Regions from separate parts of the Homo sapiens genome. Here region 1 is linked to region 2. The links are chromatin contacts, found by Hi-C or POLR2A ChIA-PET in ENCODE. All regions are on one chromosome and are shown on one strand. The core of a region is the stretch at or near the end of the contact, and the rest is flanking DNA. Distances in the headings are between cores, read along the strand shown. Region 1 holds the start of MYBBP1A (MYB binding protein 1a). Region 2 has its middle 30 kb from the start of UBE2G1.

What was found. Hi-C counts contacts between places; a loop is a spot of excess contacts on that map. ChIA-PET counts read pairs that join two places held with the same protein, here RNA polymerase II (POLR2A). Pooled maps may share reads with other maps.
Region 1: a loop to region 2 is called in a pooled map, with 12 times the contacts of the local background. The contact joins the promoter of MYBBP1A here to the enhancer-like site in region 2. A Hi-C loop is called at or near these places in 3 of 50 pooled maps. POLR2A ChIA-PET finds 5 or more read pairs at or near these places in 4 of 52 experiments (HEK293, WTC11, activated CD4-positive, alpha-beta T cell and 1 more).

What each region holds. Positions count from the first base shown.
Region 1 is chr17:4,554,134-4,557,661 of GRCh38, forward strand. MYBBP1A (MYB binding protein 1a) reads right to left here and starts at 1,251. Exons shown (of 26, transcript NM_014520.4): 1 at 994-1,251; 2 at 728-823; 3 at 62-145. The coding sequence starts at 1,191. GGT6 (gamma-glutamyltransferase 6) reads right to left here. Exons shown (of 4, transcript NM_001288702.2): 4 at 2,794-3,528.
Region 2 is chr17:4,394,769-4,397,851 of GRCh38, forward strand. No RefSeq gene overlaps it. Among named protein-coding and RNA genes, the nearest start is that of UBE2G1, 30 kb to the left of the region's middle. RefSeq lists enhancers at 926-1,696, 1,280-1,359, 1,697-2,466. Within about 2 kb of position 1,348, at least 6 of the 41 ENCODE cell types and tissues checked have a DNase peak (open chromatin) inside an H3K27ac peak, as active enhancers do.

The DNA.
Region 1 (3,528 bases), core at 1-2,500, 160 kb after region 2:
ACTCCCCATTCCCCAAGCCTCCCACCCCTGGGGCTGCTGACCTCCCTGGCCCCACTCTCACCTTCTTCACCTGATGCAGGTCATATTTTTCTTGTATCTGCTGCAGGATGCTGCACAAGGGGAGGTCTTCAAAAGACTGTAACAGCTGCCAGGAGTTGTGTGGCAGGAGGAAGAGGGTTCAGGAGAGTGGCCCAACTACGTCTTCACAAACCTTAACCTCCCTTCCCCCTTCAACTTCTCCCAAGAAGCCTCAGGTCCCTAGTCCCACCTTCTATGTACCTTCTATGGCCCCTAGATTACTAGTCTGAAATGCTCAGCCACTGGGTCTTCTCTCCGCACGTGGTCTGAGCTCCCCTCAGGCTGATCCTGCAGGCCTGGGTCTTTATTGCTCTGCCCCTTGTCAAGGCGCCTCAGAGAGTGGTCTACTCCAATCAGCTGAATGCCTCTGCAGGCCTAAGGGAGCCCACCCAGCGCTCACTGCTCCCAGAAAGTGTACCTAAGAGGCCGGGCAACCCAAGCACCAAATAGAAAACCTGGCCAGGCCTTGCTCACACCTTCTCCACTTTCATGAAGAGGCCTCCCTCAGGTTGGCCTCCAGTCTGCTCTGCCACTCCCGACCTCTCTCTCGGGCTGCCCCTCCGCCACAGCTGAGACACCACACCCGCCCTCCTCATACCCCACCATTTTGACCTGGATGGCTGGGACCCTGCCAGGAGCACCACCTCACCTGTGCCAGGGCCAAACTGTAGCAGGGCCGGGCTGTTTCTCGCCCGACCCCGAGTCCCGTGATTAGACGCTTCAGGGCATATTTCATCTCGGACCCCTGCGGAACCAAGCACACCCTCGTGTTCAATGGTGACAACAAGGTGCACGCCCCCGCGCACCCTGGCATCCAGGTTCGCGACCACGTGCCCCCAGTCTCAACTCCCTGGGCCCGCCGCCGCTTCCTTGCCGGGATATGCGCAGCCTCTGCCCCAGACCCCGCCACTCCACCTTCGGCCTGCCACGCAGATACTCCAGCAGCTTCTCCGTGGCCGCAAGTCGCGTCTCCTGCTCAGGCTTCGCAATGTCCCAGAAGAAGTCCAAGAACTCGCGACTGTGCTTCAATAGGCCATAGCGGTCGGCAGGCCGGGCGCCACTCTGCGTCGCTTCTCCAGGCGACATCGGCTGGGCGGGATCCCGGCTCTCCATCTCCGCCACACTCACCGAAACACGAAACACGTGTGCTCCGGCCCCAGCCGCTTCCAGGTCAGGGCACGGCGCATGCGCACCGGTTTGTGTCGGCTCGGAGGCGGAAGAACCCGGAGGGGCGGGGGAACCAAGAGAGACCGGCCCAGAGTTAAAAGAGCGGCATTTCCGCCGTAGCTCTGAGCGGAAGTCCCTCGCCTAGCGGCGTCCCATCTTTCCCAGCCTTCTGCTCACACCCGCTCCGCCCTGGCGGCTGTGGCATCTGCCCCTTTGGAGCCCCAGGGGGGCATTTCTAAGGGCCCATCTCGGAAACAAACCTAGGTGTAGCACTTCGATCCGACTCGTCCCAGAGCGGCCCCTGCGCTCCGAACATTGAGCCATTCAACAATTACTGGGCTCCTGCTGGCGTGCCGTGCTAGGCGGTTGGAACAAAGCCTCTGCTCTCGTGGAGGAACACGGAGCCAAATGCATTTAAAAAGATCATAATTATGAAGAGAATTAGGAATGCAAGGGTCAGGAGGAGGCTTTTAAGTGCTGGAACGTGAATACATCACCCGTTAAAAACACGGCTAATTACTATTCAATAGGGTCTCCAATAATGATTTGAGGGGTTGGTCAGGGAAGGCCTCTGTGAGGAAGTGGCATTTGGGATGAGAGCTGAGTGACAAGAAGGGCCCCCCTCCCCCGTACTCCTGCAAGGATCTAAGGGGACGAAATCCCAAGCCTTGCAACTACAGAGACCCAGGGCTGGAGGGGCTGAGGCTGGCGAGAAGCAAGGCTGCATGGGGCCCCGGGCTGGGATTTCATTCTGAGGGTGATGGGAAGTCACTGGTGAGTTTAATGCAGGGGCAAGCCTGGATCCGATTTACATTTTAACAAGATGATGCTGGCTGCTGTGTGGGGGATGGACTGTAGGTCTGCGCAGGTGGAAGCACGGGAAGACCATTTAGAGATAGTGGTGGACTGGACCCAGGGAAAATGAGAACAGGTCAGATTTGGGCTGATGTGGAGCAGGTGGGGTGGGTGATGGAGTTAGATGTCGGGGGAGAGGAAATGAGGGGGATGCCAGGTTTGAGACTGAAATAACTGGGTACATTGTGGTGCCATTACGGAGAAGAATTTTCTTGGGAGTGGGAGGTAAAGGTGGTGGGATCAAACGGTCTATTAAATCAGAGAAGCCTTTTACAATGGCAGGGGAGGGGAACTGCTACTGGTCACCCTCGCTTCTTGGTTTGAGAAGCTGTTTATAGAGGGCTGTGGTCCAGAGAGGACCTAACCCTTGGGGGAGGTCAGGGCTAACCTTCGCCTTGAATTTCCACACGCTCAACTCCAACCCCTTTGTACCCAAGCCCCTGGGGCGCCTTCTCACCCTCTCAGCCGCTTCCCTGCTTTGCTGTCTGTTCTAGAAAGTGAAATGAAAACATTCACCTTGCACATCTGGTGCCCCAGGAGGCAGGAGGTGAGCGGAGCAGGGGGAAGCTGAAAGATACCAACCCAGGCTCTCCCCTCTCTGGTTGTTGGTCACCTGTGCTGCCCATCAGGGAAGCCCTGACTCCAGTTGCTTCAAAAGCTGTTGGAAAATTAACCAAGAAGCAGGAATGGTGCTTGGTTTCCGGGAGACTTGATCTTTATTTTGTACCCAGTCTGGTTGAGGCAGATAGGTAAGGGGTGTCCTGAAGGGAAGGACAGAGATGCCAACAGTACCCTGGGCTCTGCCTGTCCTGCTTCGTGGGGCCCAGGGCCTAGGCAGAGGCTCTGCACTCTTTCCACTGTCCTCCTGAAAGCTGGATCTGAACTCAGTGCTAGCCCCAGGCCCTACTGCTTTTTCGTTATTACCCTGATTTTCTTAGCTGATAAAATAGCTAGAGATTCCATCCGGTGTGGGTGATCTGAAGAATGATTGTTAGCTCTGGATGCCAGAACTCAAGTCTAGGTAACTTAAAAGGCCAGAGGTTGGGGCCTGAGCCAGCAGTGAGCACATAATAAATCCTTTTTTTTTTTTTTTTTTTTAGACAGGGTTTCCCTCTTGTTGCCCAGGTGGGGTTGCAATGGTGCGATCTTGGTTCACTGCAACCTCCACCTCTCGGGTTCAAGTGATTCTCCTGCCTCAGCCTCCCAAGTAGCTGGGATTACAGGTGCCCGCCACCATGCCCAGCTAATTTTTTGTATTTTTAGTAGAGACGGGGTTTCGCCATGTTGCCCAAGCTGGTCTCGAACTCCTAGCCTCAGGTGATCCACCTGCCTTGGCCTCCCAAAGTGCTGGGATTACAGGCATGAGCCACCGCACCCAGCTATTTTTTTATTATTATTATTATTATTTTAAAGACAGGTTCTCACTCT
Region 2 (3,083 bases), core at 98-2,597:
ATCTTCCTTCCTTCCTTCCTTCTTTCCTTCCTTCCTTCCTTCCTTCCTTCCTTCCTTCCTTCCTTCCTTCCTTCCTTCCTGCCTTCCTTCCTTCCTTCCTTTTTTCTTTCTTTCTCTCTCTCTGTCTCTCTCTCTCTCTCTTTCTCTTTCTTTCTTTCTTTCTTTCTTTGAGACAGAGTCTCACACTGACACCCAGGCTGGAGTGCAGTAGCGCAATCTCAGCTCACTGTAACCTCCGCCTCTCAGGTTCAAAGGATTCTCCTGCCTCAGCCTCCCTGGCCCATGTTTATTCCAGTGGCTCTTGCCCTCTCTCTCCCACAGTTGCCAATCCCAAATGAAGATATCTCTCAGGGGCAGCAAGAACCCCCATTCTAAGCACTTTAACCTCTTTTCTTAGGATAGCCAGATAAAATACAGTAACACTCAGTTACCAGCCTGGACAACACGGCGAAACCCCATCTGTACCAAAAATTTTTAAAAAAGCAACAAGTAGCTGGGAATGGTGGCTTGCACCTGTAGTCCTACCTACTTGGGAGGCTGAGGTGGGAGGATCACCTGACCCCAGGAGGTCGAGGCTGCAGTGAACCATGATTACACCACTGCACTCTAGCCTGGGTGACAGGGTAAAACCCTGTCTCAAAAAGAAAAAAAGAAAGAAAGAGAAAAAGGACACTTAGTTAAATTTAATTTCAGATAAGGAATTATTATTATTATTATTGTTATTAGAAACAGAGTCTCGCTCTGTTGCCCAGGCTGGAGTGCAGTGGCACGATTGAGGCTCACTGCAACCTCTGCCTCCCGGGTTCAAGCAATTCTCGTTCCTCAGCCTCCCAAGTAGGTGGCAGTACAGATGTGCAGCACCACACCGGTCAATTTTGGTATTTTTAGTAGAGATAGGATTTTGCCATGTTTGCCAGGCTGGTCTCGAACTCCTGGCCTCAGGTGATCTGCCCGCCTTGGGCTCCCAAAGTGCTGGGATTACAGGCGTGAGCCATCACGCCCGACTAATTTTTCAGTATAAGTATATTCCAAATACTGCATGGGATATAATTATACAACAAAATTTAGCTGCTTATTTGAAATTCAAATTTAACCGTGTGCATGTATTTTTATTTGCGAAATCTGGCAGCCTTGCCCGTTCTTCCGTAGCAGTTCCAGACAGCCACGGCCACCTGGTCCTGGTCCTCGGGAGTACCGACACAACTGCCACCCTAAAGGGCACCAGGAACTCTACCTCCATCAGCTCGCAGATGGTCACCGTGGCAGCTGTCTCTAAGGAGGGTGTTCACTCCTCTTCCACAGATGACAAAACTGAGACTCCAAGAAGCCAAGTGACTTGTGTAAGGACAAACGGTAACCAAGGCGCAGGGGAAGCAGCCAGCCTTTGCCAGTCTGACTCCAAAGTTCAAGTTCTATGTACACCCCAGGTAGCTTGGCAAACCACCCACTTCTCGAACAGGAAGGCCTCAACCCTGCCGTTCACAAAGGAGGAAAAAGACAGTGTGTGCAGGCCCCCAGGCACAGGACAGACAAGATTCGGTGCTAGAATATTCAAAGTGATTTTGAAACCCAGCGCCTCTTAGTAATAACAATACCAGTTTCGGTCATTTGCATAACTTTCTACCGTTAACAAAAGGTATCCCCAGCAGTTAATTACAATGACAAAGAAGGCACAAGGAGGCCGGGGCGGTGGTTCACGCCTGTAATCCCAGCACTTTGGGAGGCCGAGGCAAGTGGATCACCTGAGGTTAGGAGCTCAGCCTGGCCAACATGGTGAAACCCCATCTCTACTAAAAGTACAAAAAATTAGCCGGGTGTGGTGGCACATGCCTGTAATCTCAGCTACTCGGGAGCTGAGGCAGGAGAATCGCTGCAATCCGGGAGGCGGAGGTTGCAGTGAGCTGAGATCGCGCCACTGCACTCCAGCCTGGGCAACAAGAGCGAGACTCCGTCTCAAAAAACAAAACAAAACAAACAAACAAAAAAAGAAGGCAGATGGGAGAGAGAATGGTCTGTAGGATCCCTCTGCAGACCCTGGGACGTTTCCTGTGCTCCCACTGGACATGGCTGGGGTGGGTGGGTGGGTGCTGGGCAGATCCTTCTGGGCCAACTTCCAGGAGCTTCTAGATGAGGGTCCTGAAGTCACAGGCTCTGAGCGTGGGTCTGGGCAGCGCACAGAGGGCTTGGGTCCCAGTGGCCAGTTCCAGCTCTGCCTGCAGGACCCCAGTGTTGGCGAACATGCCATCGGTTACAGTTCCTGACACCACCTGCTGGACTGGATTCCAGGCGGTGTAAACCAGTCTCTGCTCTCAGGGAGGGTCTGAAAGACGACGGATCCTTTGAGGGAGGGAACTGGGAGCCCAGGCCCTCAAGATGGGTTAGGAGTAAACTGGAGGGGAGGGGCTTGGGACACCTGCCGGGGGAGTCCAGGGTGGGGTAAGACGCTGGAGAAAATATGATCAAAATGAGACTTATGTAAATCAAATCTCGTTTGGTTGCAGATCTTTTACTGCTGTTTTGATCTGCCATTGGCAGAGACTGCTGACTACTTGGGCTTTTGAGTTTTTCTTCCCCTTTTTACGTGCCATGTGGGGCAGGGGGCGGGAGGAGGTGGGGTGCCCTTTAGGCCACCAGGTTTTGTTTTTGTTTTTTGAGACAGAGTCTCGCTCTGTTGCCCAGGCTGGAGTGCAATGGCGTGATCTTGGCTCACTGCAACCTCCACTTCCCGGGTTCAAGCGATTCTCTTGCCTCAGCCTCCTGAGTAGCTGGGACTACAGGTGCGTGCCACCATGCCCGGCTAATTTTTTTTGTGTGTGTGTGTTTTTAGTAGAGATGGGGTTTCACCGTGTTAGCCAGGATGGTCTCGAACTCCTGATCTTGTGATCCGCCCGCCTCGGCCTCCCAAAGTGCTGGGATTACAGGCGTGAGCCACCGTGCCCAGCCATTTTTCTTTTCTTTTCTTCCTTTTTCTTTTTCTTTCTTTTTTTTTTTTTTTTTGAGACAGGGTTTCACTCTGTCTCCCAGGCTGGAGTGCAGTGGCACGATCTCACCTCACTGCAACCTCCACCTCCCGGGTTCAAGCG